Linked DNA regions of Homo sapiens: region 1 is linked to region 2. Evidence: read pairs that join two places in POLR2A ChIA-PET (ENCODE). Cell type or tissue: CD4-positive, alpha-beta T cell. All regions are shown on one strand. Links, peaks and the distances in the headings refer to the core of each region. The heading gives the core; the rest is flanking DNA.

Region 1 (15,258 bases), core at 3,595-11,594, 52 kb after region 2:
CCAAACTGGTCTCCCTGTTTTGGCTTTTGCTTTCTTGTAGTCTCTTCTCATCAGAATAGTTGGAGATCCTTTCAAAGTGTAAGGCAGATGGAATCACTCCACTGCTCAAAATGCCCCAACGTTCTCTGTGTTACAAAGTTAAATCTAAAGCCTTCCTGTCTCTAGGGTGTTCCCTTGCTACCTCTCTGAATCTGTTTCCTAGCATGTACCTCCTTGCCCATTCAGCTGAAGCCACATGGTCTATTCTTTGTTCCTTGAATACACTACACACGCCATTGCCTGGGGCCTTTGTGCTTGCTCTTCCAGGAAGGCTCTTCACACAGCTATCCACAGAGCTCTCCCTCCCTGACTCATTCATTACCTTTATCTAATCTTTCCATGCAAAATAGGAATCCCTTCCCACCCTTCCCTGCCTTATTTTTTCCAAAACGCTTACTATAACTGTCCTCTCCCCTAGAATATAAACTGCATGAGGTCAAAAATCTTTGTATTTTTTTTTTCTCTGCTATATCCCCAAGGCTAGAAAAATGTCTGACACATAGTAGATGTTAAAAGAATGAATGACTCGGCCAGGCGCGGTGGCTCACGCCTGTAATCCCAGCACTTTGGGAGGCCGAGGTGGGCAGATCACAAGGTCAGGAGATGGAGACCATCCCGGCTCACACGGTGAAACCCCGTCTCTACCAAAAATACAAAAAATTAGCCAGGCGTGGTGGCGTGTGCCTGTAGTCCCAGCTACTCTGGAGGCTGAGTCAGGAGAATCGCTTGAACCCGGTGGTGGAGGTTTGCAGTGAGCCAAGATCGCGGCACTGCACTCCAGTCTGGGCAACAGAGCAAGACTGTGTCTCAAAAAAAAAAAAAAAAAAAAAAAAGAATGAATGACTCTAGGTCAGTTTCTACAACAGATGCTGACTGACCAGCCAAGCTCTTTATGGAATTCTGTTCACTTAGAGTAAGCAAATCTTCCACAGCACTACGGGGGGGTGGGAGTGGGAATGTGGTGGCTGGGAGGACCACTAAATCTTTTTTGCTATAAATTGCTTTCCCGTATGATGATATTTACCACACCAGGATTTCAGCTCTAGCTCAAAGCTTGCTTAAGGATATTTGTCAGAGTGAGCTTGCCTGAGAGTTCAGTAATTCTCAAGATGGTTTCCCTGAAAGAATCCTTGTTCAAACACCATCCCTTTAAAAGTCCTTAATCCAGACTGCCTGTTCTGCAGACATTCTCAGATGCATTATTTAAAGTTATTTCCAGTGGTGCGTGGGTGGGAGGTGGGAGCTACATTTGTTACTTAGTGGTTTCCAAAAGCCTTCCAGGATCTTTCCTTTTTACCCTAGTGAGGTTGCTCACTTTTAACCCTTCTTTTCCAGGTCTCCTAACATAACTTCTTAGGCTTAGTAGCTCATTGGCAAATCCGTTAATGCATTTCACTGCTATTGGGTGAAATTTAGAAACATGCTACTCTGTTCTTTGGGGATGCCTCTTAGCAGAGAGAGGCTTCTTTTTCTTAAGGAGTCAAAGAATGACATTCATAGAAGACACTGTTTATTGGATGAACCAGTTACACAGACTTTTTGATTCTTGGGAGAATGTTCATATCTGTGGTATAATGCATTAGTCATCATACTTTTGAAGAATAAAGACATCACATGGTATTTGCCCTCTCCCAGGGCCCTGCAACCTTTTGCATCTGTTATTTTGTTTGAAGCTCACAAAGCTTCCTGCAGTAGACAAGTTGTATCACATTTTACAGATGAAGACAGAGGCACAGGGAGGGTAGTGACCAGCTGAAGGCTGCCCTTGGTGGATGGCCCAGTGGGACCTAGAGCTCCGCCCTCATGCTCTCTTGCTTCCTCGCCTTGCAAGACTTTGACTTAAACATTCTGCCTCTCCTAATTACTGATAGGTGTCCTGGTTCTCTCCTGCACTCCAGGAACCCAAGTACAGGTCTCAAACACTTGAAGATTGTCTTTTGCTGCACGGGTCCATTTCTAACTTGCAACATCTTTTTTCTGGTTCTCCTGCTTCTGCCAGATACTGAGAGAGACGGGAAATGTCTGTGTGTCTCTGGATATTTTGAGACTGTTCTTTGTCTAGGAGAGTGCTCAGTGGCAGAAGGAACCATCTAGATATCCAAGGAGAAAACTGCTCTTCCTGAGTTCTTTGGTCTCTAAGCTCCAGCTTGGTAGAAAATTGGGCTTCTTTTCTGAATATCCATAGTGAAGTTACATTCCTTAGAAATTCTTCACATGAAAGTCTGACAGCTCTAGGGGGTTACCCTTTAAGCATAATATTCAGATCTGGTATTTCTTTTTTTTTTTTTGAGATGGAGTCTCGCTCTGTCCCCCCGGCTGGAGTGCAGTGGCATGATCTCGGCTCACTGCAAGCTCTGCCTCCCAGGTGCATGCCATTCTCCTGCCTCAGACTCCCGAGTAGCTGGGACTACAGGTGCCCGCAACCATGCCTGGCTAATTTTTTGTATTTTTAGTAGAGGCGGGGTTTCACCATGTTAGCCAGGATGGTCTCGATCTCCTGATCTCATGATCCGCCCATCTCGGCCTCCCAAAGTGCTGGGATTACAGGCGTGAGCCACCGCGCCCGGCCCAGACCTGGTATTTCTTTCGCCATGGGGCTATAATACTGCCAGCCTTTGCACAGAGCTTTAGAGTTGTGGTTATGCTTCAGAAGCTCCCAGAAAGTTTCTGAAAATACAGATTCCTGGGCTCCTCCTGGCGATTTTAATTCAGTAGGCTTAAGAGGATCAGAAATCTGTAATTAAAAAAAAAATCCTTTGTCATTTCTGACAATTAACCAGGCTTGGAAACCACTGTTCAGATTACAAAGCCCTTTTGTATATAATATTTCATTTGTTCATCACAACACATGAGGAAGCCGTTAACCTCCTTTGCAGATGTGACTCAAATATGGTAAATAACCTAAGTCCTTAAGTTAGTGAATAGTAGAGCCAAGTCTCCAGCCTAAAGCCTTTGTCTCCAAACCTGATTTCATTTCCACGTGATCTCCCTTGGAGACGCATTCTCCCATCTATCAGTTGTCCCAGGGGTGTTGGTTTCTTCTCATACTCTGCTTTGCTCACCAGCAAAAGGCCAAATTCATCTGTTCTTCCCTGCGAGCAGCAATAAGCAGATTTGGAGAAGGTGGTGGAAAGGCAGGCCCCAGGCAAGTGTCTCAAAGTATCCATCCTTGTCAGTTATCTGGGCCCATCAGACAACAGTGGCAGGCAGGCCCAAGGGATGTTTCAGCCCAGTTCCAAGAAAGAGTCCCAAAGAGCACCGGGTAGAAACCATGGGCCGGTGGCTTAGAGAGTTAGTGGTAAACCTTTCCTGTTTCCATGTGCATTGTGTTTTGGAGCTAGATCATCATGAAGAAACCTCAAAAATCTCAAGTTTCATTGTAATAGGAAGGAGGCAGGGTGGCCCTGGGGGTGGCTATGGGAAACTTTGAGTGGATTTTCTGGTGCTTCTGGGTGAGGCTATGTCAGTGTGTAAAAGTAACTTGAGAGCAGGGCTCTTTTGTCCTAGCTGGTTCTGTGTCATTGGGAGCTCCCGGAGTTTAAATGCTTATGTGGACTTTGGTGGGTGGTCCCCTCATCCCAGATTCCCAGTGTGGCAGCTATTCTTGGGATTTTAGAAATTGGAACCTGGAGGACCTTTGCCTTAGGAATGGGAGTTTGATTTCTGGTTATTTCGTTCATTCATCTATTGATAGATATTATTACATAGAGTTAAGAGCCTAAGCTCTGGAGGCAGACTTCCTGGATTCCATATCTGGCTTTGCCACTTACTAGCTTTGTAATTGTCACTGTGCCTCGGTGTACTCATCGGTAAGATCATGATGACACTGGTACCTACTTCTTCAGGTTTTGGCGAGGAGCAGATGAATTATTATGTGTGGAGTGCTTAGAATCGGGGCAGGCATGTAGAAGTTGCGGCATAAGTGCTAACTTCACTGTTGTTTGACAAACATCATGTTCTGGGTCCACCACTGTGGCATAGAGGGCATAGAGGCAACCACCAGGGGCCCACCTTGCAGGAGTTCACAGTTTGCTGGGAGACAGGCATGAAAACAGACCACTGCCATGTAAAGTTGCTGTTGACATAGGGAACGCTGTAATAGAGGAAAAATCAGAGGACTGCGGGGACACAGAGGAGCGGCCAGCTGTGTGCCATGGATGGGCTGGGCCAGGCCTGAACTGGCTTCTTAGAGGAGGTAGTAGCATTTGATCTTAAAATGTCATTAGCAATTCACCAGATGGGGGAAAGGGGAACGGCATTCCAGAGAGAGGCAACAGCACACACAGGGCCACAGAGGCATGACAACTCCAGCATGTGCAGGAAATGACAGAAAGTGGGGAATGTGCTGCATGAAAAGGAAGTGGGAGGTGAAGTGGAGAGTCCAGTGAGCGGCATCCTAAGATCCTAAGACTCATAAGCCCCATGCCAAGGGATGAGGACTTTGCCTGGAGGAAAGGCACTTGGGACTCACTGGGAGTGTTCGAAGAACAGGCTCAAATTTGTATGTTATTTTATTTATTTATTTATTTATTTTTGAGACAGAGTCTTGCTCTTTCCCCCAGGCTGGAGTGCAGTAGCACGATCTCAGCTCACTGCAACCTCCCACCACCCCCTAACCCCCACCCCCCGATTCAATCAATTCTCCTGCCTCAGCCTCTCGAGTAGCCAGGATTACAGGCACCCGTCACCATGCCCAGCTAATTTTTGTAATTTTACTAGAGACAGGGTTTCACCATGTTGGCCAGGCTGGTCTGGAATTCCTGACCTCAGGTGATCCATCCACCTCGGCCTCCCAAAGTGCTGGGATTACAGGTGTGAGCCACCGTGCCCGGCCTCAAATTTGGATTTTAATAAAATCACTCTAGTTGCTGTGATGAGCATAGCACCATAAACAAAAAAAAAAAAAAAAGAAAAGAAAAGAAACAAACTCAATGACTTGAGTACCTCGCCCTTGTTAAATGTGAGTGCAAGGTATCTACCATTTCAGAGAGGGCCCAACCTTAACCGTGGTCAGGAGGCAAGGGTTTGGAAAATGTGGTGCTGATTCAGCCCACGACATTCAGGGTACCCTGGAGAAGAGCCCTTCCGGTGTCTGGTCTCCCCATCGTTCTGTAGGTGCAGTAGCGACATTATACTCCCTCTCCATAGCTCATCTTTAGACAGTGTTGGAGGAGCATGCTGTACTGGATTTCCTGCAAATGTAGCCTACTCAGGAGGAAAAGTGGGGCTCCATTGCTTGTTTCATTTTTCTTTTCTATTTTTATTTTTATTTTTTTGAGACAGAGTCTCACCCTGTCGCCCAGGCTGGAGTGCAGTGGCTCAATCTTGGCTCACTGCAACCTCCGCCTCCCGGGTTCAAGCGATTCTCCTGCCTCAGCCTCCTGAGTAGCAGGGATTATAGGTGTGCACCACCACGCCGGCCAATTTTTTCTATCTTTAGTAGAGACAGGGTTTTACCATGTTGGCGAGGCTGGTCTCAAACTCCTGACCTCATGATCCACCCACCTCAGCCTCCCAAAGTGCTGAGATTACAGGCGTGAGCCACTGCACCCGGCCCCTTGTTTCATTTTTCTATAGAATATATTTGCACTTAATTTTATTATTTAATAGGAAACATGCTCATGGTTCAAAGAACAAAATGATAGGAAGGTTTACACACAAGTTTGCCCTTCCCTCTGTGCTCATCCACCCTGTTGTCTCCACACCTGCCAGAAGAAACCACTCTTATTTGTTTCTTGGGTATCCTTCTAGCATTTCTTTTTTTTCTTTTCATGTCAGATGGGTAATATACCGACATCGTAACAAGGTTCGAGGGTGGCACATCTCAAACACGCACGTGAACACCCAGTCATTACGCTTATGAACTATAAAAAGATCACCTTTCGGCATTTATTTCTTTTCTTTCTTCTTCTTCTTTTTTTTTTTTTTTTTGAGACTGAGTTCTTGCTTTATCACCCAGGCTAGAGTGCAGTGGCGCGATCTTGGCATACTGCAGCCTCCGCCTCCCGGATTCAAGCAATTTTCCTGCCTCAGCCTCCCGAGTAGCTGGGATTACAGGTGTCTGCTACCATGCCCGGCTAATTTTTGTATTTTTAGTAGAGACGGGGTTTCACATGTTGGCCAGGCTGGTCTCGCACTCCTGACCTCAAGTGATCTGTTCACCTCATCCTCCCAAAGTTGCTGGCATGAGCCACTGTGCCCAGCACCAACATTTCTTTATGCAACTATGAGCAAATGGGATCATAGATTCTTCCTGTTTTCCCTTTCACTTGTAGGATGTATCAACAAGGTCTTTGAAAAATCAAAGTCATATTTGCTAAGGGATTTCTAGCTAGTCCAGTTATTCCTTCCAGAGTGAAATAAAGGGAAGCAGAAGCTTTGCTGTGACTTTGTCTCCCTGTTATGTAAATGAGGGACAATATTGTCCGCCCTGACTCCCATGTGGGAAAGTAATAAGTAATTTCACATTGATCAACCGTTTTGAGCTTTCTGGCAGAAGGGATGCTCAGAGTAGTGCTGTTTTGATGGTTTCTCAGCAAAATACTTCCCTCTTGTCCACGGGTCCCAGGACTTATTTTTAAAAAAGGATTCCGATTGCTAATTGTTAACAAGTTGCTGGGTTTTTTTCCTCCCCTCCAGCTCTTCCTTTCAAAACTTCTGAGCCTTAATTAGCAGCCCCAGTTTCTGGCCAGGCCATGTGTGTCTGATTTTAAGCCGCGTCCTGCCGGGGACTCCTGCTGCACACATGTGCCTGCAAGTGCTCCCCCAGTTTCTGTTGCAGAGTTCTTTCGTTTTTCTTTTTTCTTCCACCACAAGTGCTGAGCCACACAGAAGCTTTAAGACTCCAAATCATAGCGCAGCAGCGAGCCAGTGTTGGCTGTAATTAGCTAGAATTGCAAACTCCTGGTCATAAAGACATCATGTCTTTGCTTACTGTGGTGAATTTCCTGCGTTCTCTAAGGGTCGCAGGAGAGGCTCAGAGGAAGGAAGTTGTCTATCAATTGAGGGAGGGGCGAAACTAGATGATCCCCAAGATGCCTTCACTTCTAAAATTACACTTTAATGACATCTTCTCCAGGGCCCGCCTGTCCCCACGTAGGGAGTGAAGCACCAGGCCCAGCAAGCCCCGTGGAGGCCTCCGAGATGGGCACCAGGAGACAAGGACAGCGAGGCTATCGTCTTGACACCACGGGACCTGGTCACTGTTTTGAAAGGGATTTGGTTTTGTTTTGCTGGGACGCTTCCTGGAAGTCTTTTCTTGAGGCAGTGTGTTTATCTGGTTTCTTAGGTAGAGCATAAGGCTGTTTTCTCTCAGACGTGGACTTGGCAATGCGGAACTCAGTTCTGGGCTGTGATTCAAAGCCTTGCCAGCTTCGTGAATTCAAGAAATCCTTGTTTCCACCCAAAGACCCAAAGAGACTTTGAACAGTCATTTCACCCTCCCCGCACAGCTGGGCCAGATGGCAGCAGTGGCCCAGTCCCTATCCTGAAGGCTCCTTACCTAGAGGAAGTCCACCTCACTGGGGACCTTCTCCTGCCCTGTAGTTTTAGCCCATCTTATCATTATTATTATTATTATTATTTTTAGAGATGAGGTCTCCTGTGTTGCCCAGGCTGGTCTCAAACTACGGGGCTCAAGCAGTCTTCCTGCCTCAGCTTCCCAAGGTGCTGGTATTACAGGCGTGAGCTACCACACCCGGCCTTAGCCCATCTTGAGGTGAAACTATGCAGTTGTTCTGGGAGGATCTACATGCCTGTCCTCCATGAGGATGCAGAGTCGTTGAGTTTACATGGGGAATATTTAGCCGTCCACGTCATTTCTGTGGGCTTCCCTAGGCTGACCCTGGAAAGAATTCCGGATGCTACTTGGGAGATACTCCTTTTTGCAAGTTGGCACAGACATCCTTCTGCCTTTTCTTTGTCCTAGGACCACTCTTTATGGTGTTCCTGTTGAAGCAGGTCGGGGGATTGGGAATTAAGCGTAGCTGACAGGGTAAAATTTGAGGAGCAGGAAGCTCATAGATGGGGGCCACCAGCCCAATTTCTTTATCTTAGGTCTGAGCTGTTAAGACCCATAGCTACTTCTCTTATAATTATCAAACTTTTCTTCTCCATTGAACATCTCCCTATTTAAATATTAGCCTCCCCAGGGAGATCTTTGTGATTCCCCAGCCTAACATGGTGTTTGGCTCACTGTAGATGCTCAAGAATTGGTTGTTGGATTGGGTACCCCATTCAGCAACATTTGTTGAGTGCCTAGAATGCGCTTTGCACTGTGCTGGAGTCTGGTGATGACAAAATCTGATAGAGCCCCTCCCCTTAAACAGTTTATCATCTAAGAAGAGAGACATCTGTGTACTTCTAACATCTAGCACAGGGGCAGAAACAAAGTCATTTGGTGGCTTTTGAGCTTAGAGTCATAAAATGTCAGAGCTAGAGGGTCTTAGGGATTGTTAAATCCCTCCCTCTCACTTTGGAAGTAAAGAAACTGATTGGTCAGAGACTTGCTCAAGGCCACCCGGTCAGACGGGGACAGAGAGTGCTCAGCCTGCCGTCCCTGCTTTCGGCTCTATCACCCCATGCAGCTTGTCTTTGGCCTTTAACTAGAAAGATCAAATCATGAAAAGTAGAGGGAGTACCAGAGAGAGCAGGAACCCACTTTCATTGCAGGTCTACTGTGGCTCAGTGACCTAAATCCTGGGAGGACTGGGAGGCTCTGGACAGTGGCTCTCTGACTAGGACTGCGGAGTGAGTACTCCAACGCCACAGGGGCCAGCTCCCTGCAGTTCCCACTGAGACTTATTTCTCCAGAGGCCAGAAAGCCCAGAAGATGAAGCCTTGTCACTTTTGGTCTTGTGGCCCAGTTCAGCTGAGATGCCACGCGGTTCTTGTTGAGGGGAAGGGGTGTGAGAGGCCCTGGTGCCTGAGCCACACACTGGGGCTTTCCATCCTGCTGAAGTCAGGACCTTCATTGGCCCTGATTCAAACAAACTGATTGGAAAAAGACATTTTTGAGACCATCAGGGGAAAATGAATGTGGATTTGATATTCAGTGATATTAAAGAATGATTATAAATGTTAGATATGATAAAGGCAAGTGATTATGTTAAAGATAAAACAGTTCTTATCAGAGATGCATGCTAATGTCTGGGTTGTTTTAAAATACTCTAGGGTAAATAAATCTTTATGAGTATTTTGGAGTAAAATGATATAATACCTGGGATTTGCTTTAAAATGTTCCAGGCTGGGCACAGTGGCTCATGCCTGTAATCCTAACACGTTGGGAGGCCCAGGTGGGAGGATCGCTTGAGCCCAGGAGTTTGAAACCAGCCTGGCAACATAGCAAGACCCTATCTCTACAAAAAAAAAAAAAAAAAAAAAAAACCCTAAAAAGTTACCCAGGCAGTTAGCTTCGTACCTGAGGTCCCAGCTTCTTGGGAAGCTGAGCTGGGAGGATCAGTTGGGCATGGGAGTTCGAGGCTGCAGTGAGCCATGATCATGCCTGCACTCCAGCCTGGGTGACAGAGTGAGACCCTATCTAAAAAAAAAAAAAAAAAAAAAAAAAAAAAGGCCAGGTGCAGTGGCTCACACCTGTAATCCTAGCACTTTGGAGGCCGAGGCAGGTGGATCACTTGAAGCCAGGAGTTCAAAACCAGCCTGGCCAACATGGCAAAACTCCATCTCTACTGAAAATACAAAAATTAGTTGGGCATGATGGTGTGCGCCTGTAATCCCAGCTACCTGGGAGGCTGAGGCAGAAGAATTGCCTGAACCCAGGAGGTGGAGTTTGCAGTGAGCCGAGATGGCTTGGTGGCTGTGGAAGAAGTGGCTTCCACAGACATGACAGGGTGTGGGTGACATCACACGGGTCCTTGAACAATTGCACTCACATTGTGGGGAGGTTCCCGCCTTTCCATGTGTCCCCTAAGAGACCCAAGGACTTGGCCGGGCACAGTGGCCAACGTGAACTCCATGCCATCCTTGGTATTTTCCATTCATGTTGCCAGACCATCTCTGTTTCAGGTCAGCCTCCTCAGACACCCAGAGAGGCCTATCCTAAGCCAAACCCCCTCACAGAGGTGTAGGGCCAGCACTGCACATCGCTGCACAACTGAGCTTGCCTTCTCAGCCCGCTGTGATGCAAATATTTGGATTCTTTTTTTTTTTTTTTTTAATTGAGACAGAGTTTTGCTCTTGTTGCCCAGGCTGGAGTGCAATGGCACGATCTCGGCTCATTGCAACCTCTGCCTCCCAGGTTCAAGTGATTCTCCTGCCTCAGCCTCCCTAGTAGCTGGGATTACAGGCATGTGCCACCACGCCCGGCTCATTTTGTATTTTTAGTAGAGGCGGGATTTCTCTATGTTGGTCAGACTGGTCTTGAACTCCCGACCTCAGGTGATCCGCCCGCCTCGGCCTCCCAAAGTCCTGGGATTACAGGCATGGGCCACCGCTCCTGGCCAATATTTGGATTCTTATTCACCTTCTGTCCTTGTCTTGCTGTCTTTCATTTCCCTCCCTGACAGTGGAACCTTCACTACTTCTGCCCCCTAAAGGTTCTGCCATGTCTGCAATCCCCATAGTCTCTACAGTGTGATTTTCCTATTACAGTGGCCCCTCCTTATCCTTGGGGATACTCAAGACTCCCAGTGGATGCCTGAAAGCGCAGAGAGCACCAGACCCAATTGTGCCAATCGGATTCTGTTTCAGGTCATGTCTTCCACCCACAAATTTAACACCTTTTCCATCCTAACTAAGCAATTATCATGCACTATGGCTATAACTTTTGCAGTTTGAGGTGTGGCAGCAAAACCAGCACAAATTTCTTCTTCCTTCTTCACAATCTCATGGATGGAAGATGAGTTTTTACTGTAGACCTGGGTGACTTTGGCATGCAATTTTTTTTCTTTCATTATTAAGTTGAGAACTTTCACCTTTTCACTTAAATGGAGAACTTTACGTCTTCTCTTTGGGGATATCCAAATTGCCAGCCTCACTACTCTTGCATTTTGGGGCCATTATAAAGTAAAATAATGGTCATGTGAACATAAGCACTGCAATACTGGGACAGTTGGTCTGATAACCTAGATATCTAGTCACTAGATAACTAAGTGACTAACAGGCGGAGAGTGCAAACAGTGTGGATTCACTACTGCATCCACAGCCTGTATCCAGACTAGACAAAGGGATGATTCATGTCCCTAGTGGAATGGAGTTGGATGGCTCAAGATTTTATCATGCTACCCAGAACGTCACACAATTGGAAACTTGTGAGTTGTTTATTTCTGCAATTTTTCACTTAATATTTTTGGACCACAGTTGACCACTGGTAACTGAACCCTTGGAAAGTGAAACCACAGATAAGGCAGGACTGCTCTACTAGTTTGTTTAAATGTTTGCTCTCTTGTCACACTCACTACTGAGGTTTTTGTACCCAGACATGTCCTAGCCTAGAGCACTGCATTCTGGTCTTCCCATGGCCACGTTCTTTAGTACAGAGTGAAGAGTTCTTAGTTTGAAGGAGATGTGCATACCCTGGAGCCTATGTGTCTCCCACCCCGACGACACACACACACACACACCATGCTCTGGATATTAGGAACACAAATGATGAGGAACCTGCTTCCGGGGTGTCTCCCCCATCTCTAGTCTCCCAAAGACAGACAGCCCTAGCCCTGAGGATGACAAAGGAGCTTCTGTTTGTGGGGGTGTGGACACAACTTTGACATCTTCTTGGGGTACCCATATGCATACATGTGAGGACCCTCCTGGTACCCCCACAGAAGCCAGGGTCTGAGCTAAAAGCAGATGGAAGCAGACCACAGGAGAACAGACCAAGGCCGGCTGGCTGCTGGCTCTTCCCAGGTTGCCATACCCTGACACACAATGGCAAGAAGTCTGAGCCTCTAACCAGGTTGTTATGAAGGTATATTGGCCAAGGTTGGAGGCTAAGGCATATTTATGAGTTGGTTCGCTTGATTTATTATTTGTAAACATTTAGACATTGGTGTATGTGGGCCTCTCTTTATACTCTTGCCCAGGCCCTGCACGTTGTAAGTCTCTGTTTCCTAATGGAGACACAGGAATTTTGCTCTGGGCTGGACTTCATCTTGCCTTAAGGAAGGCTTGTGTTCTTCCATGGTATTTCCTGCAACTTGTAAAATACAACTTGTAAAGTCCTATTGTAGCCCCACGTATTTCCTGTGTTTATAATGGAGATGAAATCGTGGTTTGTCTTTCCACCACCCATCTTTCCACCCCCAACAACCCTCAATTAGATAAACTAACAAGCTAATTAAAAATAGCCTTAAAGTAAGGACACTTGTGTAAACCAACAACTTTATCAGAAAAGGTTTTCCCTGGAATTTCCCATCCTCATTCAAAGGGACAGGCAGTGTTCTGGATTCCAAACAATAGATTCTAATCAATAGCTCCTCCTATTCAAATAGTGGCAGAATCCTACCTGCCTTCCTTCCCTCCAGTGGAATGTTAGTATCTCTCTCAATGAATCATTAAAATTCCTGGCTTGTTATGATGTACCCGTCACTATACCTACATAATATCAAGCAGAAAGCTTTTGAAGGCCTTTTGGGATAGCAGAGCAAGGGTCTCCCCACCCAACTGGTCATATAATTGGCTTTTCTCTCTTTAAAGACTCGAAGCCTTTGTGCTAAACAGAAAATGCCAAAGGTCTTTGGATATGGGGAGTCGAGTGTAGAGGTGGGGTGTTGGCTTCATACACAGCAGAGAATGTTTCCCTCCTTTGCTGTGGAAGACTAACCTTAGCAGCTTCCCACTCACTCCATCTCAAACCCAATTAAATTTTAATTCAGATCATCACGAATACAAAGTGCTTTCTTCAATCTCTATTATTTCTGGAGTTCCCTGGTGTCCAGTTTAAAAAATTCTTCAGGGAAAGATGTCTGGCAGTGATTGGATGAAGGTATTGACTTTGGAAAGAGGAGTCTTAACATCAACAAGTATGTCAACGATAAGTCACTAGAAACAAATCCCAGCCATCCAGTTTGCTTGTTTATGTGGTTCAAGTGCCTCGCGCCAAAGCATGGCCCAGATCCAAGTTTCACATCAGTAATTCCTGCCATTCAACATGTTTAGCTTTTGTTTCTTAATGGGTGTTGACAGACAATCTACTTCCCATAATCCTCCATTCGCAGCTGCCTTCATTGATGTATTCATTCCACACATGTGTTGAGTAGCCCTGGAATTTTTGCTTTACAGACACCCATGGATATGTCAACAGATTATTATTGTAATGATAAGAGTATATGATAATAGAGGTATGTATAGCACTGCATGAACTCAGAAGAAGTAATGTCTTGTCTTATTGAAGAACTAGAATATCTTAGAGGATGACAGTTGACTTGTATCTTGAATGATGCACAAGAGAATTTACAGCAGATTTGAGCAGTCAAAATTTAATGTCTCCTCTCTTTTTTTTTGTTTTGTTTTTGAGACAGAGTCTCACTCTGTCGCCCAGGCTGGAGTGCAGTGGCATGATCTCAGCTCACTGTAACCTCCGCCTCCTGTGTCCAAGCAATTCTCATGCCTCAGCCTCTTTAGTAGCTGAGACTACAAGTGTGCACCACCACACCTCATTAATTTTTTGTGTTTTAAGTAAAGATGGGGTTTTGCCATCTTGGCCAGGCTGGTCTTGAACTCCTGACTTCAGGTGATCTGCCTGCCTCAGCCTCCAAAGTGCTGGGATTACAGGCTTGAGCCACCACGCCCAGCCAAAATTGAATGTCTCCTCCCTTAAGATTTGTACTTCAAAAGCTTTTGGTTTTCATGAGCACAGAAAAGGGGCTGATAGCCTGGTGATCAACTGTGGGCCTTATCAACAGCTACAGTGAAGAGGAAGACATTGAAAAGAGCTTGACATGGCTGAGCCTGAGGAAAGGACTTGGCCTGAGCAGACGGGGATTCCCAAGGAGAAAGGAAGAGGCTCAAGGTCTGAAGCCACTGTGCTCTGACCCCATGTCTTTGCTTGAATGGTGTTCATAGATTTACTAGTTGTTGGTGGCTTCCAGTATACCACTAGGGTGGGAACTGGCTGTCCAGAAAAGCCATCTGGGAGGGACACTTGGTGAGCACACTGTAATCTGGCTTAGCTCAGCATCCTGAAGATGTGGTGTGCTTCACAAGCAAGCCTCACTCCAACGACTGCCTTGGTTTACATCTTGAAATAAGTCCTCATCACTGGATGAGTATTTTAAGATGCAGCTTTCATCAAGACGGTTTCATTAAGGCAATTCCAGTAGAGTGAATAATCATTTTCCCCCCTCATCAGATGTGCTTAATCTTATAGAATTATGATGAGTTTAATCCTCACTTTTTAAGCTGTATCTTAAAAAAAAAAAAGAAAAAGAAAAAGAAAAAACCCTTAGAGAAATGATCCTGCATCTGTGTCAAAACGTTTCCCTCTGCATTTTCAGATCTGTCTTTTCTAGGTCACCATTGCTCTTTATGGCTTTCCTTATCACAGTTTTTTCTAACTTCCTGTTTCCTAGCAAACTTTATATAAACTCATTTTATTTTTACTTAAGCCATTCAGGAGTGAACTTTTCCCCTTTTTGGAGGCCAGTACTTTTTCTGCACCTTATTATTATTGTACACATGAGGGTCAGAGTTATTTCAAATGTTTTGACAACCTTCAATTATTTGCACTTAAGAGGTTGAGTAGAGAAGAACTGCATAAATTCCAAGCAAAATGACATTAGAACAATCACATGGATAATACCCAATAGCATATATTTCTCGTTTGTTTATTTGCCCTTGGAATGTACTTAAAATAGTATTTTTAGTGCACTAAACTGCTTCATTTGCAGTTCTTACACTAGATGGGCAATGAAATTTACAGTCCCGAACATGTGGGTAACAGAAAGCTAGTGTAATATAACTCTTTCCTAACCAGAACAGCTTGTCACAAAGACAGGCTAAATACACACTCTTCTAGTTAAGGAAAGAAATGCAATGCTAGATGAACAGGAAGTCCTGTTCCACCAGCCCAATTCACAAAGACCTAGACCTCATTCCTTTAGTTATTAAACATTTGTTGAGCACCTAATATGTGATAGAGGCGAGAGGTTCAAAGAAGAAAAAGACATTGCCCTGTCCTCTTTGGGTTCGGTAAAGGAATACACAGTGTGGGAAATGCCCAGAGAGTTCTGAGAGTCCCTAGTAGCAACAACTAATTCCACCATA
Region 2 (15,258 bases), core at 2,468-10,467:
ACCAGGATGCAAATCCCAGGCAATCAACTGCACACTCAAGAGTTCTTAGCCAGCATCCATGGTATTGGCATGTAGCTAGTGTTCATGAAGGTTTGATGAACAGCAGAAGGAAGGAAACTTGAGATCTAAATAAATGATATGAAGTCTCTAGATTACATGGAACTGGGGTCAAGAGGGCAACCCGACTTGCCCATTGGTTTGTTCTTTGACTTGGCCCCAGCTAAATGCAGTGGGGTTGGCTGTCTAGTGATGTGGTCTGGAGTTGGAATGGTTATCACACTTTCTGGAATAGTGTGTGTGTGTATGTGTTTCTGAGTGTGAATGTGTGTGTGTGTGTGTGTGTATATACACTGCCCATCTCAGCTCCCAACTGTGAGAAAATGGGGACAGGATTGTACTTACGGGTCACAGAGCACCAAGTCTCTGCCAACCACCTATCCCAGCCTCCACCTGCTGCTGCCAGATGAACCTCTGTGGTAGAAATAGGAAGCATGTTCCTATTCTTGTGGCCTCAAGAAAGGGCTCCTGGGGCAGAATGCAGAGTGGTGTGTCTGGTACTTGAGTGTATGATCAAACTGATGTACATTCAAATTCCTACTCCACTTAGGTTACCAAATTCCTCTAAGCTCAGTTTTGTCTTCTGTTAAATGAAGGTAATAGTCTGTGCCTCAAGGAATTGTTACAATGATTAGATGAGATAATACACATAAGAATGGTGAGTGCAGAGCCTGACCTTAAGTGCACGATAAATGGTAGGCATGGTGGTTGGGCTTACAGTGTTGAGTACAGAAGGGGACTCTGGGTATGTTAATAAACTATTCTAAGTCTTCTGGTAAGAGTGTGTTTCTGTTTCCTCCCCAGCCTCCTCAAGACCTAGATGGAGCCTAGGGAATAATTTATTATTTATTTATTCATTTATTTATTTATCGAGACTGAGCTCTGTTGCCCAGGCTGGAGTGCAATGGTGCGACTGTGGCTCTCTGCAATCTCCGCCTCCTAGGTTCAAGCGATTCTCCTTCCCCAGCCTCCCGAGTAGCTGAGATTACAGACGTGCTCCACCACGCCCGGCTAATTTTTGTATTTTTAGTAGAGATGGGGTTTCGCCACGTTGCCCAGGCTGGTCTCGAACTCCTGACCAGAGGTGATCTGCCCACCTCGGCCTCCCAAAGTGCTGGGATTATAAGCGTGAGCCACCACACCCTGCTAGAAGGAATAATTAAAATAGCATTCAGTTTGTGTGATGAGTGTTCTGAGGAGGGGAACAGAGATGCGGGGAGCTGGCTTAGGAGTGTGGCGCTCCTCAGTGCGCAGTGGGAGCCACACCACTCCTGCCTTCTGCCTGGCCTCGCAAGTTCAGAGCTGCTGCCTTGTCAAGAAAAATCCATGGGCCAGGCGCAGTGGCTCACGCCTATAATCCCAGCACTTTGGGAGGATGAGGCAGGCAGATTGCTTAAGGCCAGGAGTTCAAGACTAGCCTAGGCAACATGGCAAAACCCCATCTCTACAAAAAATGCATAAAAATTAGCCAGCATGGTGGTGTGCACCTGGTCTTGAAGATCCACTGAGCAATCAAGATACCCTCCTGGGACGTCAGGCCTCAGATCTGCAGCAGCTTTTCTACATCAGGTTGGAGGAGAATATTTGAAGTTCTTATCTTCCTCCAAACGTAAGACCACAGGCCCACAAATGGAAGGCTGAACAGACAGCTGTGTCCCCTTGCTGTCTGGCCGCCTCAGACACCACAGATCTCCCGGTATCACTTTATCCATCAGGCCTTGGCAGGGAGGCCACAAGTGGGCTGTCTTGTTCCGGCCTGTGGCTGCCAGCCTTACAGACCAGTGGAGCAGGAGAGATGGGCCTCAGAGGAAGAGCGGTGGGACACCAGGAAAACCGCCTCGGTGAGATGGCCTGCATTGTGCGTGACTGGTGAAGACTTCCGAATGGGATGACTCCCAGGGGGTGTTGAGTAAACAGACGGTTGCTGTTTGCTGTGCAGCTGGCTCCGAAGGATGTGGAGGATGGAATCTCAGTATGTGAAGTTTTTTTTGGTTTGTTTTTTGTTGTTTGGTTTTTTAATGTTCCTTTTCCATCTTCTGCATGCTGGGGCACCAGCCGCTGCCCCAGAATGGGTTGTCCTGGGAAACAGGTCATGCAGGGCTACCGATGTTTAGTCTGGAAAAGACATGCAGAGATAAGGAAGATGTTGAGGCAGGACAGAACCAGGCTCCTGTTAGTCCAACAAAAGTTTACTGAGCAGTGACTTTGTGTCAGGCACCTGGGAATTGTGCCGCATTCTGAAGGTACAATCATGAATAAGACCCTGACCACAAGGAGCCCTCAACCTCTTGAAGAAGACAGACCCAAGCAGATGACTTCAACATAATGTGGTATGATGGAGAGGGATGGAGGGTATCTCTCCTCTAAGAGTGAAAGGGCTGTCAACTGAAAAACGGATGCCTATTTTGTGAACTTTTTTTTTTTTGAGATGGAGTCTCCCTGTCACCCAGGCTGGAGTCCAGTGGTACAATCTTGGCTCACTGCAACCTTTGCCTCCCGGATTCAAGCGATTCTTCTGCCTCAACCTCAACCTCCCATGTAGCTGGGATCACAGATGCACACCACCACACCCAGCTACTTTTTGTGTTTTTAGTAGAGATGGGGTTTCACCATGTTGGCCAGGCTGATCTCGAATTCCTGACCTCAGGTGATCTGCCTGTTTCGGCCTCCCAAAGTGCTGGGATTACAGGCGTGAGGCACAGTGCCCGGCCTATTTTGTGAACTTTAATGAGTGGTTATAATTGCTGGGGACAGGGTCAGATTTCAGTTCACAAGAAAAAACAACTTTTGGAAACCATTGGCCCACGTACAGATGCTCGACCTCCTCAGCGAGAGTTTTCTCTGGTTCTGAGTGAGCACAGCAGAGCTTCCTGGTTAGCCTCCTCAGAAGGACCCAAGCATTCTGTGTTGGAGTCAGGAGCATACCTAAAGTCCCTGGGGGACCAGGCTGGGCCAGCCTGCAGTAGGGACATGGCCTCTAGGGGTGTCCTTTATGGATCAGCTTCTGGATAGCGGCTTTCATGGGCATGATTCTCAGGTTGGTTAGGGATGGATTATCCATACCCCAGGGCTGAGGGGATGTGCAGTGATGAACTGATGGAATTGAGCAATGGCCTTAGGAAAGATGAGCCCTCAGCATTCGCTGGTTGGGCAAGCGTTCACTGGCCAGCCACTGTCTGGCCTCTGGGCACGTGACAGTGAGTTGTGCTCAGCATTTTGGGAAGGGATTACTGCTGAGAGAGGCCTCAGCAAAGGAGATGGGAAGCAAGTCCAGTGTAACCAAGCCAGGGCAGAACAGCCACCTTAGGAGGAAGAAAAGGAACTGTTGAGCTGGGGATGCAGGCCCTTGAGACTCAGGAGGATTTGAATTTGTAAGTTAGGAGGCTGAAGTTTTCAGCAGTAAAAGGAATAGCCTTAGCCAACCTTTAACTCCTTACCATAGAAAGTTCCAGGGCTGGGCGCGGTGGCTCACGCCTGTAATCCTAGCACTTTGGGAGGCTGAGGCGGGCAGATCACAAGGTCAGGAGATCGAGACCATCCTGGCTAACACGGTGAAACCCCGTCTCTACTAAAAATACAAAAATAAAAATAAAAATTAGCTAGGCATGGTGGCGGGCGCCTGTAGTCCCAGCTACTCGGGAGGCTGAGGCAGGAGAATGGCGTGAACCCGGGAGGCAGAGCTTGCAGTGAGCCGAGATGGCTCCACTGCACTCCAGCCTGGGCGACAGAGTGAGACTCCGTCACTTAAAAAAGTTCCAGAAGGCCTGGCGCTCTTTCTATTGTCACTGCAATTTCTGATGATGGAGAGAATGCATATTTTTTTGCTAAAGAGTCCAATCCTATCTCCTTGTTTGGTCCTCTTTGCTCTGGAATTGCTCTTTCTGCAGAGGGGATTTTCTACTTTAAAAGAAAAAGAAGATCATGATGAAGAAGGAAGTACTCTCAAATTTCTTCAGCCTTTCTCAGCTTACTGCTGGACTCCTGCCAGAATATTAGAGTATCTTTTTAGAGCTGCATATCTAGGGTTCAGGATGCCTCTTTTTCTTCCACTAATTTCCTGTTAATAGGGCTGTGTTGTTGTTTTTCCCACACACATTTATTAAGTGTGTGCTCTGCTAGTATCAAAAGAAACAGATATGGCTAGAGAATGAGCTGCCACCTTGGTGCTCCCAGTCTAGTAGGGAAAACAAAAATAAAAATTAAATTATATCAAAATAAAAAAAGAAAACCAAATAAGTATACAGCAGTCTGCTAAGTGCCCACAAACACAGAGATGTAAACGGTGCTATGGAATCATGAAAGAGCTAGTGAAAATAACTCGAGTTGGGGCCCCTCGTTCCTCTGAAGAGCTGGATTTTGTCAAGTGAATTCATATTAGATTCTCAAAGCTGTTGGAGGTAAATACCATTCAGTCATCTCTTATGTGCCAATCATAAGCCATGGCACCTTACAAACATTGTCTGTCTTTTTTTTTTTTTTTTTTTGAGACGGAGTCTAGCTCTGTTGCTGAGGCTGGAGTGCAGCGGCGCGATCTCAGTTCACTGCAAGCTCCGCCTCCCCGGTTCACGCCATTCTCCTGCCTCAGCCTCCCCAGTACCTGGGACTACAGGCGCCCGCCACCACACCCGGCTAATTTTTTTGCATTTTTAGTAGAGACAGGGTTTCACCATGTTAGCCAGGACGGTCTTGATCTCCTGACCTCGTGATCTGCCCTCCTCGGCATCCCAAAGTACTGGGATTATAGGCATGAGCCACCGCGCCCAGCCCAAACATTGTCTTCTTACTCAGCACAGCAAAGCTCTGCAGTTAGTTTTTTTTTTTTTTTTTTTTTTGAGGCGGAGTCTCGCTCTGAGGCCCAGGCTGGAGTGCAGTGGCACAATCGCAGCTCACTGCAACCTCCGCCTTTTGGGTTCAAGCGATTCTCCTGTCTCAGCCTCCTGAGGAGCTGGGATTACAGGCGTGCACCATCATACCCGGCTAATTTTCGTATTTTTTGTAGAGACAGGGTTTCACCATGTTGGCCAGGCTGGTCTCGAACTCCTCACCTCTGGTGATCCACCCACCTTCGTCTCCCAAAGTACTGGGATTACAGGCATAAGCCACCGTGCCTGGCCTGCAGTTAGTATTAATAAACCCATTTTACAGATGAGGAAACTGAGTTTATTAAACATGCACCATGATTAAGTGGCAGAGCTGGGTCCCTAACCCAAGTTTTCCTGGCTCCAAAAACCTTTTATTAGACCCGTGTTTATGGTGCCTCGGTTTCTGCTTTGCTGGTTTATTTTTGTTCCTGGATCACAGCTTTAAACTTGCACACAGAGCTCTAGCACCCTGACTGGCAAATAAGCATTACTGGCAATGCAGCCAGCTGCTGTTTCCTGTGTTTAGAGACCACATTGCAGGAAAGTGTTTTAAGAGTTGTTTTGAGTGTTGGTTCTGTTCCTCCGTGTGAAAGTGTGGATGCTGTTCTGAGAAAGAGAAAGGTGACGCGGATGCTCAGCGTTCTGTGGCAGTTCCCATTTGGTGGGGATTTGGAGAGGAATTGATATGTCACTGGATGAGATCAGAGTCTTTGTTCTGTTTGGTCTGAGACCATGTGGCATCATGAAATCAATGGACTGTGAGGTCAAAGTTCTAGAACTAGCTCAGCCGCTGTTCTGTCCTGTGACTTTGGGTAAGACAGTTTATGTCTGCTTTGCCCATCTGTGCAATTTAGTTCTTCAAAGCTGCAAGGAGCACCTCTGATGAGCCAAGCACTGGGGTCCATGGCCCCCAGAGATAAACAGGATGTAATCCTGGCCCCAGTGAATTCCTGAGAGTAGGAAGGAGATAGACGCATACACAGTAGATAATCACAAAACAAGGAGGCACCTGCTGAAGGCAGAGCCCATTTTCCTCCAGTTTGCAGCGGACCATCTTGGAACTGCAGGGTATTTGGAACTTCTTTACAATTAAATAGAGAGAGAGTGAGAGCTTACATTTGTTCTGAACCTACTATGTGTAATTTTACTCTTTTCCCAATCCTGAGGAAAGTAGTAAGCAGTACTTCCATTTTACAAATGAGAAAAGCAAGACAGATACATTAAAGGATTTATCCCACTCAGAAGTGACTGTGCCAATGCACTGAAGTTTATCTGGCTTTAGACCCCTCAGCTCTCCCACCTCACCCTAACAGCCCTTGTAAGATTTCATTAAAAAAATTTTTGGCTGGGTGTGGTGGCTCAGGCCTGTAATCCCAACACTTTGAGAGGCTGAGGCAAGAGGATCGCTTTGAGCCCAGGAGTTCGAGACCAGCCTGGGCAACAAGGAGAAACCCCGTCTTTACTAAAAAAATACAACAACTGGCTGGGCAGGATGACTCACAGCTGTAATCCCAGCACTTTGGGAGGCCGAGGCAGGTGGTTTACCTGACGTCAGGAGTTCAAGACCAGCCTGGCCAACATGGTAAAACGTGTCTGTACTAAAAATACAAAAATTAGCTGGACGTGGTGGCAGGTGCCTGTAATCCCAGTTACTCAAGAGGCTAAGGCAGGAGAATCGCTTGAAAACCTGGGAGGCAGAGGTTGCAGTGAGCCGAGATTGCGCCAGTGCACTCCAACCTGGGCAACAAGAGCAAAACTCCATCTCAAAAAAATAATATATACAAAAACTAGTTGGGCATGGTGGCACAGGCCCGTAGTCTCAGTTACACTGGCTGAGGTGGGAGGATTGCTTGAGCCCAGGAGATGGAGGTTGCAGTGAGCCAAGAATGTGCCACTGTACTCCAGCCTGAGTGACAGAGCCAGACCCTGTCTAAAAAAAAATTCTAAATAGCGACATTCCAGCATCCCTGCATTATTGAACTGTTGTCTCCCTGTCTTCCCCTCAGGCTCCCTTCTGTATTTCCTGGCATCACTGTCACCTTCTGGCCCTTCCTGCTCACCTTTGCCTCCCGCCCCCAGGCTCTTCTGTGTGACTCAGCCACCTTTATGAAAGCCGCCTTTATCACTCAAGCCCTTGCATTTTCAACACCTCTGGGTCTTGCTTATGTTTGTTGATGAATCCATGGATAACTTCATCCTGGGTACATTTTTCTCTTAGATGAAATGTTATACAGTCGGCCCTCCATGTCCATAGGTTTTGAATTTGTTGTTTCAACCAATTGCAAATCAAAAATATTGGGGGGAAAAATTGCATGTGTACTGAACATGAACAGAATTTTTTCCTGCCATTATTTCCTGAACAATACAGTATAACAACTATTTACATAGCTTCTATGTTGTAATCGGTATTATAAGTAACCCAGAGATGATTTAAAGTACACAGGAGGGTGTGCATGGGTTATATGCAAATACTGCACCATTTTATATCAAGGACTTGAGGATTTCGATATCTGAGGGAGGTCCTGGAATCATTCCCCTATGGATACCAAGGGAGTACTGTACGTTCTTTTCAAATATTCTCTCCTTTGAGAAAATTTCTCAGGTTGCATTATCCATTCCTAACTCCTATATACTACATTCCCATCTCGAGGCAGAATGTGTTTATGTGCGTCTGTGCTGCCCTGGAACATTGTACGTACCTGATGCCGTGCCTCTGGTGGAGCACTTACCATTATCACATCATCAAAGTCAGCTTATGTCAGTTTCCCAGACTAGACTGTGACTCCTTGGAGAGATAGTATCTTAGTCTTTTATCTTTCCCTAGCCCTTTGCATGGTGCCTGGTACATAATAAGCACTCCATTCATTCATCTCTTTAATAACCTTTTATTAACATTTATTATTTTGTATACCCTGTGCTAGCTGAGATGGTGCCATTGCACTCCAGCATGGGCAAGAGGAGCAAAACTCCCTCTCGAAAAAAAAAAGGCTCTTATAAGGGTACTATTGCTTTTGAGGCAGAGTCTTACTCTGTTGCCCAGGCTGGAGTGCAGTGGCAGAATCTTGGCTCACCACAACCTCTGCCTCCCAGATTCAAGCAATTCTCCGGCCTCAGCCTCCTGAGTAGCTGGGATTACAGGTGCCCACCACCACACCCAGCTCCCACCTCCATGCCCAGCTAGTTTTTGTATTTTTAGTAGAGATGGGATTTTGCCATGTTGGCAAGGCTGGTCTCAAACTCCTGACCTCAGGTGATGTGCCTGCTGAGGCTTTCCAATGTGCTAGGATTATAGGCATGAGCCAAGGGCACTAATCTCATCATTAGAATTCCTCCCATGAACTTGTCTAACCCTAATTACCTCCCAAAGGCCCCATCTTCAAATACCATCATATTAAAGGTTAGGGCTTCAATATATGAATTTTAAGAGGAAACAATTCAGTTCAGTTCATATCAGCCATCAGTGACCTGGAGAGAATACCTATGTGACTGAATGGTGGGAATTTGAGGCCAGGTGGGACCCTACTCCATCCTGCCACAGCCCTGTCAGCTAGCAGGGGTCACAATGGGGACCATCCTCTCTGCCCTTCTTTCCATTGTGGCTGCACTCAGCCTAGATCTGTCTGGCTGACCCATGTTCCTTTGAGTCCAGATGTCCAATAAGAAAATAGAAACCATAAGAAGTGAGAAGGGAAATGCCTGCAGCCTCTAGGAGTGAAGATGGTGAAGGCTAAATCTCTTTCCTAGGTCTCTCACTAACCACTTGGGATCACTTCCACATGACTCACTAGTATATGTGATGGTCCAGCAGGCACTGCCACCATCATCCCAGGACCCACTGCCCAGAGGCTGAAAGGTGTGTTTTCAGGAGCTGATTGACCCTTGTGCTCCACAAAATAGTCAGTCATGGGGAGGGGCTGCCATTCCCAAAATCTCTTAAGAGTTTCAGACCATTCAGAGTTTGGAATGCTGTGGAACAAATTCCTCCATCAGTCAGGAGAATGAGTATCCACTTATGAGGCATAGCTTAGAGCAAAGGAACCGCGTACCAGGATTTAGAAAGTGTGGGCTCTAGTCCCAGCGTTTCGCCTGATTTGCTGCATAATCCTGGGTAATTCATTTGTGCCATCCCAAATAACACTCATTATACCCCATGATGTACCAAGAACTGTGCTTGGCTGCTGGATATGCAGGAATAAACAAGGATGCCTCTGTGTTTAAGAGCCGTAGTGTCATAACCATGTAATTCAGGCTGTGAAGAGGTACACGAGGTACTAAGAGACCTGACTAAAAGCCACGTAGCCCAGAAAGCACAAGACTCACAGGATCCAGGAAGGATCCACTCTAAGGAGGTGCCACTGGAGCTGAGGTTGGGAAGACAGGGAGTTGGGCAACTGGACATGTTGAGGGTGAAGGGGTGGGGCGAGGAGGGGATAGTGTAGGTGAAGAGGTCAGTGCGTGCATAGGCACGATGGATGAGAAATCCTGGTGCACCAACGCAGTGTATTTGGGGGCAGAGGAGCTGGAGAAGCTGGCGACAATTGCATGGTACTAGGGAGTCTCAGTTTATTTTGAAGGCCCCGGAAAGGCACCAAAGGATGGTGAGCAAGTTCACGATGTAACCAGATTTGTCTGAGAGAGCATAGCCTCGCCACTCAAAATGTGGTCCTCAGACCAGCCCTTTTGGTACCAACCAGGAGCTTGTTAGAAACATAGAATCTCAGCTCTACCTCAAACCCACTACGTTAGAATCTCCACTTTAATAAGATCCTTAGGTGATTGGTATGTACACTGAAGTCTGGGACACCTTGATCTCTAGCAAGGACCAGCAAACTCTGTAGAGGGCCAGAGAGTAAATATTTCAGGCTTGGCCGACCATATGGTCTCCATGGTGGCTACTCAGCTCTGCTGTTTTGCAATAGCAGACATGGATGATATATAAACAAATAAGCATGGCTGTGTTCCAATGAAAGTTTATTTGTGGGCACTGAAATTTTAATTTCATATAATTTCCATCAGTCACAACATGTCATTCTTCTTTTGATTTTTTTCTTCTTTTCTTTTCTTTTTGGTTTGAGATGGAGTCTCTCTCTGTCACTCAGGCTGGAGTGCAATGACACGATCTTGGCTCACTGCAACCTCCGCCTCCCAAGTTCAAGTGATTCTCCTGCCTCAGCCCCCTGAGTAGCTGGGATTACAGGCACCCACCACCACAGCCGGCTAATTTTTGTATTTTTAGTAGAGATGGGGTTTCACCATGTTGGCCAGGCTGGTCTCGAACTCCTGACCTCAAGTGATCCATCCGCCTCGGCCTCCCAAAGTGCTGGGATTACAGGCGTGAGCCACCATGCCCAACCAATTATTTTAACCATTTAAAAATGTGAAAACCATCTTAGCTCACAGGCTGTACAAAAGCAGGAGGTGGGCTGGTTTGGCCCCTGGGCTGTAGTTTGCTGGCTCTTGATCTGTGGGTTTCTGTATCTTCAGCTTCAAATAAAACCTCCTGAACTATATGCTTCAGAGAGTGATTGTGAAAATCAAAGGCACGGGGAAGGACACCTACACTAAGTCCTTATTTTCAGATCAGGAAATAGAGACTCAGAGTGGGACAGTGACTTGCTGAGAGTAGCACAGCTTGTTACTGGTTAGGACTTCAATGCAGGTCTGCTGCCTTCCTATCAAGTGCTCTCCCTTTATTTTTGTTTTTGAAACGGAGTTTCGCTCTTGTTGCCCAGGCTGGAGTGCAATGGCGCGATCTTGGCTCACCGCAACCTCTGACACCTGGGTTCAAGCGATTCTCCTGCCTCAGCCTTCTGAGTAGCTGGGATTACAGGCATGTGCCACCATGCCTGGCTAATTTTGTATTTTTAGTAGAGACGGAGTTTCTCCATGTTGGTCAGGCTGGTCTTGAACTCCCGACCTCAAGTGATCCACCCGCCTCAGCCTCCCAAAGTGCTGGGATTACAGGCGTGAGCCACCGTGCCTGTCTGTGCTCTTCCTTTATTCTATGCATAACTGATTTGAAAGGAGAACCAGAGTCCTGTCTTTTCTCCTCTACAACAGAGCAGAGTAAAGGATGCGTAAAAGGCAAATTAACCTTTTTTCTGATATGTTGCAAATGGTTAGTTAAGGGCTTTTTAATGTCAGAGCTGCCGTGTCAAAGCCAAAATGCTGTGAGCAGCCGGTCCCAGGGCAATGTGTTTGTCCAGAGCAAGACCCGAGGCATTTCAATACCTGAAATAAGATACCAAAACTCTTTTTTATTTAGCAAAATAAAAGTTAGATTAGGTGCTATTCCATAACAAATGAAGTTTCGCTAGAAATTATTTAATTTATTCGTATTTGTTTTTGTTGAAACCTTGCTCTTTCATAGTAATTAATGAATCATTCATTGTAATAGTTACTTAAAAGCATAATAGAATGAATCAAGCATTCCATTTGGTTTCTTATCCATAACTGTAGGGTGTCTAAGTGATTTTTCTTGTGACAAAATCCAAGACGTTGATTTCTTTAAATCCACCCAAAATTTCTACATACATAGCCCCAACTCTGGCCCTATTTCTTCTTGTTCTAGCCAGATTCCTCAGTCAAACAGGAACAGTGCTCACAGAGGAAATGGAGTTTTGCCTTCTTGTACCTCTGATGCTTTGGTTTTGGACACAGAAAGGCAATGATGAGATTGAGAATATAAGTCCCAGACAAGCCACACTGAACAGTCCACTCTGAAATCACGTGTGTAGTAGGTCCTCGGGGAACATGGATAAGCTTCCCTCCAAAGAAAGCCGAGTCCTGGGAAGTAGGGACCTGGTCATCCACTGTTTGAATGTCCTGTTCCTTGTTCTTCCACCATGACACTGGGATAGCATGCTGTCTGCAGGGGTAATAGGCACAGGTTCATATGCATTCTTCTGTACACACATGCACACACACACACACACACAGGCACATGCATGCAAACCCACATGCTTACCCCTCTGGCTTGCTTGATCCCTTCAGGGTTTGAAAAAAAGATGCTTCTATTTGGAGGCTGGTAGAAGCCTGTTAGGTTACTGAGTACTTTTGGGGAAGGGACACAAAGAGACAAGTCATCTGTTGCCATCACACAACTGCATGGTCAGCGTGTCTGCGATCCACGATGCTCTGCCTGGGTTTGGGAAGCCTTGTGTGCTGAGTGTGGCAGCAGCAAGGCTGACTCATCACTGCCACCCAGGGTGGCCCAGCTGTCAGAACAAGATGGGCCCATCTCCTGTCTGTTCTCCCTGCCTTGTCAAAAAAGCACCAGTCGTGAATCATCTGCCCATGTACAGCCACTTGGAAGCTCGGAGGGATCACTGCGAGGATAGCGAGTGCAAATTCTCCTCCTGCGTAGTACCCTGCCAACCCTGCCGACGCACCATGAGGCCTTGGACAAATTGCTTTTTCTTAAATAATTAATTATAATAGTTTTCATTTATTTAGTAGTTGACTGTGTGGATGGTACAACGGAGCCACCAACAGACACAAGTCTGACCCACGGCACCAAGCTGCCTCTCACCGTCCAGTATGAGATCTCATCTCATCCTCGTGGCAGTTATTTGATATGGATGATAGTTATATTCCCATTTTTATAGATGGGGACGCTGAGGCGTTCACTTGTCCTGAGAAGTTCACTTGTCCCTGTTGTGGGGCAAGGAGTGACTCTAACCTTCTGACTCCAAATTCCATATTCTTTCCAGTCTGCCTTTCCCGAGTTTGTATCTTTCCCTGTAAAAAGTTGAGAAACACTTCTTTCTCCTTCATTTGGTTCCTGGAGCCTGAGATGCACGTCTCTTTCTAACCGAGAGCTTCTTTGAGGAAGATGGTAATTAGGACACTAGGGGCCAGCTCTCCTCTCATTCTCTCCTGGCAGGGCTAGAGGAATAACCCAGCTCTGGGCTGCCTGTAGCTTCCCCTCCCCTCCAAGAGGGAGCTGCACCAAGCCCAGCACTGTCACGGGGAAGCTTGCTCTGTAGAATTCACCAGCCATCCTACAGTGATTATAAATATAATAAACTACTGATTAAAAAAATTTAATGGAAATTTTCTAACTTATCCTAAGGTAGTAAGAATAGTATAACAAAACAAATGCGTCAAGCAATTCATCCTTGATCCTGTTTCATCAATACCACCCACTTCCCCACCCTCCCCATATAATTTTGAATTAAATTTTAGAGTGAGGCATGGTGGCTTATGCCTGTAATCACAAAACTCCGGGAGGCCAAGGCAGGAAGATTGCTTGAGCCCAGGAGTTGGTCTTGCGGCCAGCCTGGGCAATACAGTAAGACCCCATCTCTACAAAAAATAAGTTACCCAGGCGCATGGTGGTGCATGCCTGTAGTCACAGCTACTTGGGAGGTTGAGGTGGGAGGATCCCTTGAGCCTTGGAAGTCGAGGCTGCAGTGAGCCGCCACTGCACTCCCGCCTGGAGACAGAGTGAGACCTTGTTTCAAAAAAAAAAAAAAAAAGTCTTAGATGTATCATTTAGTCTGTATTTCAGTTTGTATCTTTAAAAGACTGTGACTATTTAAATTATGACCACAGGGCCTGGCATGGTGGCTCATACCTGTAATCCCAGCAGTGTGGGAGGCCAAGGCGGGCAGATCGCTTGAGGTCAGGAGTTGGAGACCATCCTGGCCCACATAGCAAAACCCCGTTTCTACTGAAAATACAAAAATTAGCCGGGCGTGGTGGCGCACGCCTGTAATCCCAGCTACTTGGGAGGCTGAGGCAGGAGAATCTGGAGGCGGAGGTTGCAGTGAGCTGAGATTGCGCCACTGCCCTTCAGCCTGGGGGACAGAGCGAGACTCCTTCTCAAAAAAAAAAAAAAATAATAATAATAAAATAAAATATGACCACAGGATCATTATCACACCTGAAAAATAATTACTTAATATTATCAAATATCTAGTCAGTGATCACATATCCTCAATTGCCTTATAATTAAAAAAAAATTGTGTGTGTGTGTGTGTGTGTGTGTGTGTGTGTGAGCCAGGTTTCAAATAAGATCTATACTTGAGATGGAGGGTTGTGTCTCTTAGTGTAGTTAGCTTCCCTGCCCAGTCTTTTCTGATTTTTTTATTTGTAATTTTCTTGTTGATGACGAGGTCTAATGTCTAAAGTCTCCATAGCCCAGATTATGCTGATTGCAGCCCTGGATGGCAGGGAACATCTATTTCTTGTAGTTCCTTTAAGTTGATAGTTAAGTCAAGAGGAAACTATTAGTTTTTAATATAGATCTCATTTGGATCAAAAGCTCACTTGACCAAAAACTCTTGATAAAACATCAGATACAGCACACATTCTTATAGAAAAAAATGGGAAAGTCGCTGAAGAATAGAATGAGATGAGACATTTTGTCCTATTATGCACATTTACAAGGCGTATCCTAGAGTCTGTGTGCACATTCAACCCATCTAATAAATTGGCTGTAGAGACAAGATTGATCAATGAGGAGTGATCTAGTGAATAAGCATTTATTGAGTACCTACTATGTATCTGCCTGATACTAGGTGCTAAGAAGTCAAAATCAAATAAGGAAGGCCTAGTCCTGGCCTGGGGTTGCTTATCTTCTAGAGAGCGACAAGCAAAAGTTAGGAATGGTGGTATATTGTGAAAATGCTGTGTGTACTTATTCACAGATAGCAAGAGCTGCAGAGAAGAGTGTGTGTTAACCTCACTAAAGCAGGTGAGGCTTCCTGGAAGGGGTGACATATTATGAAGGATGAGGTATCAACAATTTTAGAGCAGAAAATATTTGGTTCAGTTTCCTGAATTTGGAGAAGTAAAGAGGAACTCAAAGCGATGCAGGTTTGTGTTTGTTGTTGTTGTTGTTTTGAGACAGAGTTTCGCTCTTGTTGCCCAGGCTGGAGTGCAATGGCTCACTGCAACCTCTACCTCCTGGGTTCAAGTGATTCTCCTGCCTCAGCCTCCCAAGTAGCTGGGATTACAGGCATGCACCACCACGCCCAGCTAATTTTTGTATTTTTAGTAGAGACGGGATTTCTCCATGTTGGTCAGGCTGGTCTCGAACTCCTGACCTCAGGTGATCCACCCGCCTTGGCCTCCCAAAATGCTGAGATTACAGGCGTAAGCCACTGCGCCCAGCCTGTGGTTATTTTTTAAGAGAGCCTTTCAACAAGGCTTCCAAGCAGAGGCTAGAAATCCTTATATAACTGATAAATCATTTGTCCAGATGTTTCATTCCTTCATTCTTCTGGCTCATCAACATATCTTCACGGGCCGCGGGTCTGAAACTGCATTATCTTGCCCCCCGGCAAGAGGAAAATACTATCTTTTTTCCACCAATTCTGGGTCTTTTCCTTGG

The links. Peaks named below come from ENCODE experiments on the same cell type or tissue, not always from the same donor. Only the 100,000 strongest peaks of a DNase experiment are listed, where the experiment ranks them.
Region 1: POLR2A ChIA-PET joins it to region 2 with 30 read pairs; 10 of 35 experiments call an interaction of 5 or more read pairs at or near these places.

Annotation. Positions count from the first base shown.
Region 1 is chr11:122,720,397-122,735,654 of GRCh38, forward strand. The region is part of intron 1 of UBASH3B (ubiquitin associated and SH3 domain containing B); the gene reads left to right. It overlaps LOC124902828 (small nucleolar RNA U13), which reads right to left and starts at 5,915; the gene lies at 5,812-5,915. RefSeq lists an enhancer at 7,098-7,157. In CD4-positive, alpha-beta T cell, for the core only: no CTCF peak of the experiment used is centred there; a DNase peak (open chromatin) is centred at 6,835; H3K4me3 peaks cover 1,228 bases; H3K27ac peaks cover 3,210 bases.
Region 2 is chr11:122,669,858-122,685,115 of GRCh38, forward strand. The region is part of intron 1 of UBASH3B (ubiquitin associated and SH3 domain containing B); the gene reads left to right. Among named protein-coding and RNA genes, the nearest start is that of UBASH3B, 22 kb to the left of the region's middle. RefSeq lists an enhancer at 1,287-1,787. In CD4-positive, alpha-beta T cell, for the core only: no CTCF peak of the experiment used is centred there; DNase peaks (open chromatin) are centred at 4,539 and 5,514; H3K4me3 peaks cover 656 bases; H3K27ac peaks cover 2,423 bases.